Linked DNA regions of Homo sapiens: region 2 is linked to region 1. A link is an interaction called in ENCODE POLR2A ChIA-PET data of the cell type or tissue named here. Cell type or tissue: HepG2. All regions are shown on one strand. Region 1 overlaps MVB12B (multivesicular body subunit 12B). Region 2 overlaps PBX3 (PBX homeobox 3).

Region 1 (4,000 bases):
CCAGGCTCCAGTTACAGAGCCCCACTTTCTGTCCCTTTAATATGACAACTTTATTTCTACCCTAGGGTCTTCACAGTAACTGTCTCCCAGGCCTCCGGCCCCCAGATCTTTCAGGGATTAAGGGAGTCCCTTGAACCAGGGAGGCTGCTTACATTTAACCTCAGCGGTCTCTTTACAGTGAACATGCCTTACAGGCCAGCCTCAGGTAGTCAGTCCCACTGTCCAGTGGGCTGTTCAGGGCTTCCTGAACGCACATCATCCTCTGTGACTGCTGCACAGTGGCCCAGAATGTGACCTCTGAACTCAAGCTAGAGAAAGCAATCAGAGACCTGGGCTATGTGAGACAGGGGTGGGGGCCAGGTCCCGAAAGGTTTGTAGAGCCTTGTGTCGATTCTGTGGCACTGGCAGCCACCATCCCAGGGACTGCCTGGGTGCTGCAGCTCCGTCCCCAGCCATCTGCATGTTCAGTTTTGGTGGACTGTAGCTGTGGGGAAGGCTGGAATCAGCTGGACTTGCAGCTTTGGACATTGTCACCCACTTGGGAACACACTAACAAGCTAACTAGGAGTGAGATTATGTTGCATTGCTAGTCATGTCCCTGATGGCAGCAATAGCGGCAGCTTGCCTAAAAGAAATAACGAATTATCATACTATCTTCCATGAGATATTTCCCCAGCTCTCTTTCAAAGTTAAAATTTGCTTTTACTTTAACAAAGTGATGCCTGCGTGCACAGTTTAAAAAATCAGAGTGCTCATAAGAAAATATAGCAGCCCCTGCCCTGTCTCCCCACCTTCACCTTTTTATTTCCTAGAGGCATTTATTTTCCACTTTTTAAGATTTTTTTCCCTCTAGTACTTTATCTCCATATTTCTAAGTAATTTTATTATATTGCTTATTTCTTGATTATTTTCTTCTCTTATAATCTCCTCCCATTAGGCAGTATCACAATTTTTGGTGGATTAATGCTTAGTGTTTACATAGATTACAATGCAGACATTGAATACCACTGAATCAAGTAACATATTAGGAGTGTGTGTTCTTTCTCATACAACCTTTTATTTTTTTCTTGGAATTAATCAGACTTGTTTCATTCATTTGAGGAGTTGTCCGGGTGCCTATTGATTTTCACAGTACGTTCTTAAAATGTCTTTTTAATTTTTAAATTGATTCTTTTTTTTTTTTTTTTTTTGTCAAATAGCCTTAGGTGCATTGTTTTCATTGTTCTAAATGCTCTAAGGCAGTTGTCACATGCCCATCCCTATTTCTTTCGAACGAGAAAGTACAGTTCTAAATGCTCTCCCCTCCACATCCCCTCCTCCCCAGAGGTTGCTGCCCTGACGTCTCTTCCTTTCCCTGTCTGGGCCTGGGCGTGCTGCTGTCCTCTGGCTGCTGTGCTGTGTGGGTTCTGTTTCCTGGAGTTTATGGTTTCCCCTTTATTGATTTAATCCTCGGTTCTGCTGATGCATCCTCCAGTAGCTTCCTCAGAAAGGGCCCCTGGGAGATAAACTTTTTAAGTCCTTGCACATCGGCAAAGGTCTTTATTCTACCCTCACACTTAATCGATAATGGGCTTAGATGTGGAATTCCAGAGTTCCTCAGAATTTTGAAGACATTGTTATCTTGTCTTTTAGTTTCTAATGTTGCAGTTAGGAAGTCTGATGCAACATGATTCCCGTCCCTTTGTATGTGACCCGTTATTTTTCTCTGCAAGTGTTTAAGGTGGTTTCTTTATCCCCAGTGTGGTGGGATTCTCGGTTCTTTCGTTTTGGGGTGGGTCTTTTTCATCCACTTTTGTGGAAACACTCAGGACCTCTTTAACACAGAGGCTCCCCCTCCCCTCCGGTTTTTATTTTAAAAGTTCTTTCTGAAACTTTTTGTTAGCTGGATGTTGTCTTGACCCTTCAGTTTTCATTCCTATAATTGATCTCTTCATCTCTGTACTTTACCTTCTGGAAGATTTCCTCAGCTTTCTCTTCCAGTGTTTACAGTTTCTAATCTCTTTATATTGTCCTCAAATTGTTCCTTTTTAAAAACGTTTTCATAATACTCTGTTCTTGTTTGGTATTTGCAGTCTATTCACTCATCCCTCTGAGGATTTAATTACAGACTGGGTTCTCTGTCCTGAGCCGGCACTGTTTCCCCCTATTCTCTTTGCTACCTTCAAGCTCCCTTTTTTCTATTTTGGGCCCTTCTGTCATGTCTGAGCCTGTCCCCAGTGCCTGGTGACCCTTTGTTGTGGGTTGGGATTTAAGATGGAGGCACCAGCTCATGGGCTGGAGCCCTGTGGGTGGGGGGCCTGCTGGCTGGTGTGCTACACAGTGGGGCGACGAGCAGGGAGCTGGCTCAGATCGTGGGCTGGTCCACCCTGGCGCTTTCCAGAGACAAAGCCCTCAGTGTCCAGTGTTCAGGGGAGGCGGCTGGAAGCAAGAAGGAGGGTAAGCGCGGGTGGCAGGGAGGGGCCTGCCATTGCCATTCAGTGTGTACGCTTGGTTACTCAATTACCCTCGTTTCCACTCTGAAGTTGCACCTCCTCCCCCACCTCCTCCTGACCTCCAGCCTCCTTCCCCACCTGCCGGGCTTGTAGAGTCCTGAGCTGTGCTGGGTTCCTTTCTGCAGAAGATACACCTGAAACTGGGGTGGGCACCTGGGAGTCTAACCACTTTGTTTATGAACCTTGTTTCAGTCTACCCAATTCAGCCCTAAACTTGCACTTGCTCCCCCGCCCCCACCCCAATGGTGTCTGGTGATTCTGGATCCTGGGGCTCTGCTCAGTATCGGCTGCCACGGGCCCCTTAGGTCACAACCCGCCCCCTCCCCCACACTTGCTAAATCCCTTGCCCTCCGCCTTCTGCAGTGCCAGGCCTTTGTGCTGCCTCTCCCCTCTTGCTCGTCATTGTGGAGGCTTCTGCACTGTCCATTTGATTGTTGTTTTAGAAGAATCCTGGCAGGAAGAGAGATAAACCATGTGTACATTCCGCCACTGCCTGGCCCTAGGGCCCTCCTGCTCCTCCTCAGAGACAGCTCCTACTCCTGGGGAAGAAATGCTAGGAGAGAGGTTGTGAGAATGTGTGAGTGTGAGTGTGCAAGAGCATGTGCATGTGTGCACATGTGCACATGTGTATGCGAGGCCCTGTAACAGACTCTGAAGGTTCTGCAGTCAGCAGACATATCGAGTTGTCTTGGGAACAAGGCAGCAAACACACAAGAGAACCAAAAGAGTAGGTGGCCTCAGTGCTGAAATGGATATGTGTCTCAGAGTGGTGATTTTGAAGGGGATTCACTCAGCTCAATGGATTAAATCCTGGAAATTTCATTTGAAAAACTTCCCGTTACCTTATTTGGGTAGCTGACAGGGTATGTGGCTTTTCACACTGCCCTGATTGCAGAGTTGACTCGTTCATTTATTCTTTCAACAAGGTTTGATGGAGCCCATCCGTGTCAGGCATTGTGCTTGGCACAGGGGGTAAAATGGCAAGCAGAACAGGCACTGCCGTTGTCCTTGTGAAGCTTATAGTCCAGGGTGGGATAGCAGCGGGAGGGCAGATGTTCCTCGTACAAGTATATCATTTGTGTTTGGAAAGACCAGCTTTGTTCCCAGAGATTGGCACAGAGCCCCGGGACAACTGAGGACTTTTTGAATCCTGATGTAGCCTGACATCACTTTCCAGACTTGGTTCGCTGTCAGAGCAGATGTCCCCTTTTTTGGTTTAGAAACATTCGCGCTGTCTTTGGAGTGCTCATGCACTAAGGCAGGCACTTTGCATGTTCGTGGGCTCCTGTGCCCCGGCAGTGATGCCCGCAGGGAAAGGCAGCATGTCCACTTTGCAGAGGAGGACAGGACTGGTTTAAGCTATTGGGCCTCAAATTCAAGTCTGCCTCTGAACTCCATGTTGCGCATGCTGCACGCAAAGCATTTGGTCCTCCACCCCACACCCCACCTTACCCCAGCTTCCTGATGCTGGGACCTGAGGCTGACTGCTGAGTTTGTAAGTTTCTGCA
Region 2 (4,000 bases), 520 kb before region 1:
TTTTATGCAGAAGTCTAAATAAGCACATGAATTAAGTTTGTAAGCCTTATAAAAACTAAAGATAAAACTGTTTGAGAAAATCAACATTTTAAATCATGCTAAATCTCTTCCTATTTTTACTCATCCTCTTGCAGAGCATTGACAAAAATATGAAATTGATTTGGTTGAAGGGTGTTAAAGAGCCGACAGCCAAATGTCACAAACAATGAATGGCTGCAGTGTTGAAAAAATCAATAGGAAGGTTAAGCTGGTCTTGTGAAAGACTTGGCAGACTGCTCTGTTCCAGGAAGATATCTGTCTTCTGGCCTTGGTTGCATGATCAAAAGGAAAACTTGATAGGTTTAATGAAGGAAGATACTGTAAAACTGACAGTAGAAATATAGACACTGTGGTAAACCATAGTGCACATCAGTGAGTGGAGCTATTAGATATATTTTTCAGCCTGAAAAAATACTTATGGGTAGAGATGTCAAAAATATTAACATTCTTTTACTTTTTCATCAGTTCCTCTATCAGCTAATAAATTTGCCTTAAGTAAACAAAGGTTTGCATCTTAAAGTGCGAGACACAATAATTGCTGTGTTAATTAGTAAAAGAATTTCCCAAATCTGTTGATTATGTTTAAAATCTAAATCAACATTATATCTTTGCCATTCGCAGATTGTGTCCAAGGTATTAAGAAAGATCGACAGCCTAGGTAAAAAAGACAGCCATTGACTTATCAATGAAAATAGAAAGTCCGTCATTGAAAACCAAGGTGGGATTTATGATTCATTAGTACACCCCACAGGCCATTAGGAGATATTTTATAGAAGCATCTTTTTTAACACGTTTGTTGATAAACACTATGTTGGCCTAAAAAATACTTCACTGTGATTGTTTTGATCAGAGCTATATATTATGAAGCCTGACATTTTAACACATATCAAATAAGATTAAGATCATTTATAGATATGTTTCTTTGCAGTTTACTGTAGTTTGTTGTTTATCAGCTGTATACTAAGTAATGTTTTGTCTGCATTATTTTTTCACCTGAATTTCTTAAGAACTTTTATTATACTATGAAATCAATTATTTCTTGGGTGCTCACTGTGTATTAGTCATTGGGGTGCTGATACATGCTCCTTAATTAAAAGCATTTGTTTAGAAGTTTAGAGAATTCAAAAAATTTTTGCTGCTTTTTTTTTTTTTTTTTTTACAAAGAGGCAGCTCCATTTTATTTTATTAGCCTCCCTTAGATGTGGCAGTCTTTTTGTGTATGTCTCTGAGTGGATTTAAGAAAAAGGCACCATTAGTTTAAAATTCCCAAATGTGGTATTCAGTTTGGAGAAGATGATAACCTGTTTAAAAACAAATAAATAAAAAGAGCAGAAAAAAAGGGAAAGATGTCTGGCAGATTTTCTGCAAGTGGACGCTGTAATAAAAATGCCCCCTACTTTGTCAGGATGGTATTTGGAGGGCTGCTGCCATATGTTACTTTCCTTTTTAGCTGGGATTATGCCATCATTATTGCTGATAAAAGCTGTTTACTGCCTTGGCAAAGGAATGATGCTTGGAGCAGTTTTGGAAACCGCCATTCAGTTTACAAAAAAGTTCATTTAGTGCCAGATGCTAGAATCCTAGGTCTTTGTTATCTTTTCCCATTATTAGATCCAGCCATTGTCTTATTTCTTTTTTTCCCTTTATAGTAAAATGTTGCTTCTTACTACCTGTTTTAATTCAAGCCGTTAATGTGGGAGGTTATCTAAATTATTACATTCTTCATGTTAACTGATCAGTACTAAAGCTGGGCAATTTGGCTTTCGGAACAATTGACCAGATTTGGAATAAGCACTGTAGTGTGCAATGAGGTTCCAGTTTCTAAACAGCCTGAATGTGTACTCTCTTTAGTACCATTGCACATCAAGGAGAGCTTGGTTCTGTGTTTGAATAAACTGTTGGCCAATAGGCAATCTCTGGAAACATTGAAGGTGGAATTGTTTTGGGTCAAGTTATAACATTGTTTTTATTCTGTTATGAAACATTTCCCAGGAAATGTTAAATTCATAGTTGTTATAACTTTTTCTGAGAATATTACCTTTCCAGTTATTTTTCTGAGACATTTCTTCTGCTTTTAAACACAACAGTTAGTAGTGACTGCATGATTGGATTGCACTGCCCTAGGAACTTGTAAATGCAAATAGTAATAGACTTTTTTGTTGTTAATTAGCATACAATACTAAGTAGGCCTTTGATGCATACTTAATACTCCAGCTTTGTATAAGGCAAGTAGATTGTTTTATTTTTAGTGTTTTGTCAACATTTTATTAAAATCCATTTCTCTCTCAGTGTCTAAAAACATTCTTTTTCTCAACTTGCAGGACTGTCCAGTGGAGTCAGTATCTGTATAAAATGTGATGTGTTGGCCCACCCAGAGATTATACTGTTGGCCATGTTAGTATTATGCTTCAACCATCTTTTTCCACACCTCAGAATTTAAATTGTACTCCTTACCTGAATTAAGAATTACTTTAAGTGCAAAACTAACTCTTAAAAATAATGCTGACAAATTAAGGTCTCACTGATTTACCTCAAAATATAGCCATGATTTCCTCAAGTATTGTATACTTTTACTCTGATGCTTTTTCTAGGAACGGTTGCCAAGAGGACAGAGTCCAAAAATTAGTGTAAAAAACACATTTTTTTACTGGACTTCTCTGAGACTTGATTTTCTCTTTATAAAAAATGTAGATAATACCTGTTTGTAAGGGTGTTATGAAAAGAGCCTGGGAGATCATTTTTACAAAAAGAAGAATATCAGTCATCTGTTAGAATACTGTAGAATACATCAAAATGTAGCTGACCCGGGATGCCACAAATGGCCCCCTAACAATTGAGACTTTTGGATGACTTTAGGTGGGAAAAGAAAGGAAAATCCATCTTCGAATGTATCCAAGTGCAAAGTTTAATGATACGAAATTTCAATGTCAGATTGAAGTTGAAAATTTAGAATCACCTGGGTGAAAGGGTTAAGTTTCCTTATTAAAGATTGCAACTATTTGAGTTTATGTGTACCTGCTGTTTTTCAGAAATAATTTTTGATGGTTATGAGTGAATACTTATTAGTTTCTTGAATTAACATGAACACAATTTAAAAATAATTCTTAAAATAAAACCCAAGTAAAAAGTTTTTAAGCTGAAGCTATATTTTAGGGAGTAAATACTTTAGCTATGCCCAATATGAGTTAATAAATGGACACTGACATGAAAAATATGCATTTATTTAAACAAGAAACATTAATTGGCTGCTGTATACACACACACACACACATACATATATACAAACACGCAAATACACATACACATGCACAACATGGCACTGTAATCGGAATCTCTGGAGAGCACCAAGCTTTGCACCAATATAGACCTGCTATTTTAATTAACTAATTAATTTTTGTTTTGTTTTTGTTTTTGTTTTGAGACAGGGTCTCACGCTGTTGCCCAGGCTGGAGTGCAGTGGTGTCATCTTGGCTCACTGCACCCCCAACCTCCTAGGCTCAAGTGATCCTCCCACCTCAGCCTCCCTAGTAGCTGGGGCTACAGGTGAACCTCACCATGTCCAGCTGATTTTTGTGTTTTTTTTTGTAGAGACAGGGTTTTGCTATGTTTCCCAGGCTGGTCTTGAACTCCTGAGCTCAAGCGATCTTCCTGCCTCTGCCTCTCGAATTGCTGGGATTACAAGGTGTGTGCCATCATGCGCAGCCCTAATTTATTTTTAATATTAAAAAATTTAATCTATTGGACACCCCCTGCTTCCCAAATAATTGCCCTTCAAATTGTATTTGCAGAATTGTTAGTGAAAAGGCCATTAATTGTACAAATTAACATTTCTTCTCTAGTTATCTAAATACACCTTTGTAATTTTTAGTGAATGAATGTGTTTCATTCATCTTACTCAGATAGCTTTAGCTAATTCAGTTGTCTCAGATTTTCCAAGAGACTAAAATGTCATTGCTTTCTT

Evidence for each region. ChIA-PET counts read pairs that join two places held together with the same protein. Peaks named below come from ENCODE experiments on the same cell type or tissue, not always from the same donor. Only the 100,000 strongest peaks of a DNase experiment are listed, where the experiment ranks them.
Region 2: POLR2A ChIA-PET joins it to region 1 with 6 read pairs; 2 of 35 experiments call an interaction of 5 or more read pairs at or near these places.

What each region holds. Positions count from the first base shown.
Region 1 is chr9:126,374,193-126,378,192 of GRCh38, forward strand. The region is part of intron 2 of MVB12B (multivesicular body subunit 12B); the gene reads left to right. Among named protein-coding and RNA genes, the nearest start is that of NRON, 34 kb to the right of the region's middle. RefSeq lists enhancers at 1,790-2,395, 2,396-3,000. In HepG2, no CTCF peak of the experiment used is centred here; DNase peaks (open chromatin) are centred at 299, 2,439 and 2,899; H3K4me3 peaks cover 1,115 bases.
Region 2 is chr9:125,850,693-125,854,692 of GRCh38, forward strand. The region is part of intron 2 of PBX3 (PBX homeobox 3); the gene reads left to right. LOC124902271 (a long non-coding RNA gene) reads left to right here. Exons shown (of 2, transcript XR_007061778.1): 1 at 1-757; 2 at 2,361-3,042. Among named protein-coding and RNA genes, the nearest start is that of PBX3, 110 kb to the left of the region's middle. In HepG2, no CTCF peak of the experiment used is centred here; a DNase peak (open chromatin) is centred at 269.